Regions from separate parts of the Homo sapiens genome. Here region 1 is linked to region 2. Evidence: chromatin loops called from intact Hi-C (ENCODE). Cell type or tissue: CD4-positive, alpha-beta T cell. All regions are shown on one strand.

Region 1 (2,500 bases), 220 kb before region 2:
TTCACTCCAGCTTGAGTGACAGAGTGAGACTCTGTTTCCAAAAAATAAAAAAATTTAAAAAATTGATTGGCTAAAAAATGCTTCATCTTAGATAAAGCTTGGAATTACTATCTTAAAAAATATTCAAGGGGCGGCCAGGCGCGGTTGGCTCACGCCTGCAATCCTAGCACTTTGGGAGGCCGAGGCGGGCGGATCACAAGGTCAGGAGATCGAGACCATCCTGGCTAACACGGTGAAACCCCGTCTCTACTAAAAATACAAAAAAATTAGCCGGGTGTGGTGGTGGGCGCCTATAGTCCCAGCTACTCGGGAGGCTGAGGCAGGAGAATGGGGTGAACCCAGGAGGCAGAGCTTGCAGTGAGCCAAGATCGCACCACTGCACTCCAGCCTGGGTGACAGAGTGAGACTCCGTCTCAAGAAAATAAATAAATAAAATAAAATAAAAAATATGCAAGGGACTGTATGGTTCTTATATATTCTCACAGGATTGGAAGGGCAATTTTGCTATGGAGAACCCACGAGTAGAAAGGTGGAGTGAGACCTGGTTATAGAGATTCTTGGAAGCTACGCAGAGTTTAGATTTGAGGTGGCAAGCCAACCTCTGAGCCTCAGTTTCCTCACTTGTAAATGGGGTCCATTCCAGGCTTTTAAATATTCTATGGTGGGACATAGGGATGGATCGACAGTGGAGGCATGATATAGTGATATAATGAAAGGAAGATCACTCTGACACCTGAATGCGAGCCATGATGGGACTGGCATGAGAAGCCATCAACCTTGGGGGACATTTCTAGGTGGAAGGAGAATGTATTTTCTAGTCTTTTAATTCCAGGGTGAGAAAATAACTCCTGTGTCCTTTCCATCACCCTGGACAAAGAAAAGTGTGTCCTGTCTCTGATGCCTTCACAGATACACATAAACCCTAGGGGCCATATGGAATGCACAGCATTTGTGGTCCCACGTCTTCTCTTTTTCTGTGGCTTGTATGTGAGGATGGATGGGGAAGTGGGGCTGGAGTACAAGAGGCGTGTTAGCAACTATTGCCAGGAGTCCACCTGGCCCAAGGGGTGCCTACTGAGTCGCCTCTCTAGTTCCTGCAGCAGAGGGGAAGGAGAGGGCGATGCCTGGCAGGCTGATTTCAGAAGACTGAGGAGGCCCCCACCTGCTGGCTAGAGGCTGAAATGGCTATGGAGAATCAAATTCAGAGGCAATCCAGCCTTCCCACTCTGCACTGTAAGTTGTTCAGGTACACAATAATCAGGCATCAGAGCAGGTTTTGGTAGCTGAAATCCCTGTCTGGTCTGGAACGGGCTGTAGATGCTTGGCAGGAATCAACTTTTCCCACTCTGAGCTGTCCCCCAGGGCAAATCTAGTCAAAATGAAGATTCAAGGAAGCTATTTTAGTCTAGGTTTGTGATTCAAGTAACGGAAACTGACTGATTTAAGCTGACTTAACTGACTTTCCAGAAAAGAAATTTATTAGTAGAATATAAGGGAGTACCTTAAATAATTGGGAGGTCGAGTGAGCTGTCTTGGAGGCTGTGTAGTCAGAAACAGTACCCAAATCAAGCCACACAACAGTTCTTGTGAACACACTCCAGCTGCCACCTGTGGGTACAGAAGCTGCTGCTTCCTTGGCTAATCTTACCAAATGCTGGATGCTGCTCTTACAACTGCTGCCCTGGCTGTCTCTGGAAATTGGGTGGAACTGCTGCTGCCACTCACCTGAATCAATTATGTGTGCTTCCTGGTTCATCTTTCCACCTTCCAATACATCTGATTGGTGTGCCTTGGTCATGTGACTGTGTCCTAGCTGCACAGGAGGCTGGAAGAAAATGCCTGTAGTTCCAGCTACTCTGGAGGCTGAGGTGGGAAGATTGCTGCTTCAGCCCAGGAAGCAGAGATTGCCGAGATCACTCCACTGCACTCCAACCCAGGCAACAGAGCAAGACCCTGTCTCAAAAAAAAAGAAAGAGAGAGAGAGAGAGAGAAAGAGGGAGAAGAAAGAAAGGAGGGAGGGAGAGAGAGAGGAAGGAAGGAAGGAAGGGAGGAAGGAAGGAAGGAAGGAAAGAAAATATATAGGGGAATGAAGTCAAATGTCAAACATCAGAAAAGCTCTTACATAGAAAATAATTTTGACTTAGTTTACCTCCAATGGGTAGAACTAAGATTATTGGGTAAGAGCATCAGAGGATATATGTTTTTTCTTAATATAAAGAAGATTTTTGTTGTTCTTAGAAAATAGCCAGGCAAGGTGGCTCACACCTGTAATCCCAGCACTTTGGGAGGCCAAGGCGAGTAAATCACCTGAGGTCAGGAGTTCCAGACAAGCATGGCCAACATGTTGAAACCTGTCTCTACTAAAAATACAAAAATTAGCCAGTGTGGTGGAGGGTGCCTGTAATCCCAGCTACTCGGGAGGCTGAGGCATGAGAATCGCTTGAACCTGGGAGGTGGAGGTTGCATTGTGCCTAGATCACGCCACTGCACTCCAGTCTGG
Region 2 (2,500 bases):
CTATTAAAAATACAAAAATTGGCTGGGTGTGGTGGCTCACACCTGTAAATCCAGCACTTTGGGAGGCCAAGGTGGGTGGATCACAAGGTCAGGAGTTCAAGACCAGCCTGGCCAAGATGGTGAAACCCTGTCTCTACTAAAAATACAAAAATTAGCCGGGCGTGGTGGTGGGTACCTGTAACCCCAGCTGCTTGGGAGGCTGAGGCAGGGAATTGCTTGAACCCAGGAGGTGGAGGTTGTAGTGAGCCGAGATCGTGCCACTGCACTCCAGCCTGGGTGACAGAGTGAGACTCCATCTCCAAAAAAAAAAAAAAAAATTATCCATCTCAAAAAAAAAAATTATCCGGGTATGATAGTGGGCGCCTGTAGTCCCAGCTACTTGGGAGGCTGAGGCAGGAGAATTGCTTGAACCTATGAGGTGGAGGTTGCAGTGAGCTAAGATTGCGCCACTGCACTCCAGACTGGACGACAGAGTGAGACTGTCTTAAAAAAAAATCAAAATTTTGAAAGTAGCAAGAAGTAGCAAGAGAGAAACTACTCATTGCAGACAGCCATCCTCAGTAAGATTCACAGGTAATTCCCCATCAGAATCTATGGCAGCCAGAGGGCAGAGGGAAGATGGAGAAATTAAGACATTCCCAGATAAACATATATCGTCTCTACAAAAAAAAAAAAAAAAAAAAAAAAAAAAGCCAGGCATGGTGGTGTACACCTCTAATCCCAGCTACCCAGGAGTCTGAGGCAGGAGGATCACTTGATCCTGGGAGTCTGAGGCTGCAGGATGCTATGATCATGCTGCTGTACCTCAGTCCAGGTGATGGAGTGAGACCCTGCCTCTAAAAAATTTTTTTAAAATAAAGATCTGAGCAGGGGTAGTAGTGTGCACCTGTAGACCCAGCTGCTCCGGACCCTGAGGCAGGAGGATCACTTAGCCCAGGAGTCTGAGGCTGTATGTGCGATGATCATGCCTGTGAATAACCACTGTACTCCAGCCTTAGCGACATAGTGAGACCGTGTCTCTGAGAGAAAAAAAAAAAAAGGAAAAAAAAGAAAAGAAATACTTCAGATCAATAACTTAAGCTTCCATCTTAAGAAACTAGAAAAAGAAGATCAAACTAAACCAGAAGCAAGTAGAGGGAATAAGATCATAAAAATTAGAGTACAGATAAATAAAATAGAGAATAGAAAAACAATAGAGTAAATCAGTGAAACCAAGAATTGGGTTTTTAAAAGATTAACAAAATTGACAATGCAAAGCTACTCTTCTCCCATCACACAGTCTGATTTCTGCAAATACGGTATTTCAGTTATCTGTTGCTGTATGACAAATCACCCCAAAACGTAGTGGCTTAAGACAGCAGCAACCATTTAAATAAAAATTCTGTATTTTAGGCAGGCTCTGTGGGTATGACTCAACTCTGCCTCCACATGGTGGTGGCTGGAATTGCATGCATCCAGAAGCTCAACTGGGCTGTAACTTCCAAGATGTTCCACTCACAGCTGGTAGCTGGTGCTGTTAGCTGAGGCTACAGTTCTGGGCTTTTCCTTGTTCTATCTTGGGCTTCCTTACAGCATGGCAACTGCATTCCAAGAAGGAGTGTTTCAAGTATTGAGAGTGGAAGCTGCCGATGTCCTGGAGACCAACCTTGAAAGTCACACAACATCACTTCTGACACCTTCTATTGGTCAAAGCGTGACACAGCCTGTCCAAATTCAAGGGGAGGGGAAACAGACTCCACTTCTTCATGGGAGGAGTGGCAAAGAAATTGCAGCCATCTTTATTCCATCACATATGGCTTGCCTGCATGATTCCTCAATTGGCCGCTTTTGCTTTGTTCCTTGGGAGCAAAGCAGACCCAGGGGTGTTCTTGCAGCTGCTGTTGATCTGCTCCAGTTGCTGCAAAAAGATTTTATTTATTTACTTATTTATTTGAGATGGAGTTTCGCTCTTGTTGCCCAAGCTGGAGTGCAATGGCGCAATCTTAGCTCACTGCAATCTCTGCCTTCTGGGTTCAAGCAATTCTCCTGCCTCAGCCTCCCGAGTAGCTGAGGTTACAGGCATGCGCCACCATGCCTGGCTAGTTTTGTATTTTTAATACAGACGGGGTTTCTCCATGTTGGTCAGGCTGGTCTCGAACTCCCAACCTCAGGTGATCCACCCACCTGGGCCTCCCAAAGTGTTGGGATTACAGGCGTGAGCCAACGTGCCCAGCCAAGATTTTATTTTTATACACTAGGGTGTGCCCCTCGCCCTCAAGGCATGCACTTTGCTGCTTCTCACATTTGGGTGTGTGTAGGGGGATGGGAAACCAGGCAGAGAGGTCATGGGCACAGACTCTGGGGCCAGATGGCCCGGGTTTGAATTCTGCCCGTGTCACCTGCTTACTGTGTGACTGTGCGCAGTCACGTCATCTTTCTGAGCCTCAGCGTCATTGCAAATGCTGTGCAAGTGTTTGCTTCTGCAGTTGCTACTGCTCTATCTGCAGCCACAGGCACCCTC

The links. A loop is a pair of places that touch in the nucleus more often than their neighbours do. Peaks named below come from ENCODE experiments on the same cell type or tissue, not always from the same donor. Only the 100,000 strongest peaks of a DNase experiment are listed, where the experiment ranks them.
Region 1: a loop joins it to region 2, with 2.3 times the contacts of the local background. A loop is called at or near these places in 1 of 110 quality-filtered maps.

What each region holds. Positions count from the first base shown.
Region 1 is chr6:35,326,481-35,328,980 of GRCh38, forward strand. No RefSeq gene overlaps it. Among named protein-coding and RNA genes, the nearest start is that of PPARD, 15 kb to the right of the region's middle. RefSeq lists a silencer at 1,219-1,278. In CD4-positive, alpha-beta T cell, a CTCF peak has its summit at 1,179 (motif pointing left); a DNase peak (open chromatin) is centred at 1,141; H3K27ac peaks cover 1,076 bases.
Region 2 is chr6:35,551,051-35,553,550 of GRCh38, forward strand. No RefSeq gene overlaps it. Among named protein-coding and RNA genes, the nearest start is that of LINC03135, 8.7 kb to the left of the region's middle. In CD4-positive, alpha-beta T cell, CTCF peaks have their summits at 1,432 and 1,632; a DNase peak (open chromatin) is centred at 1,431.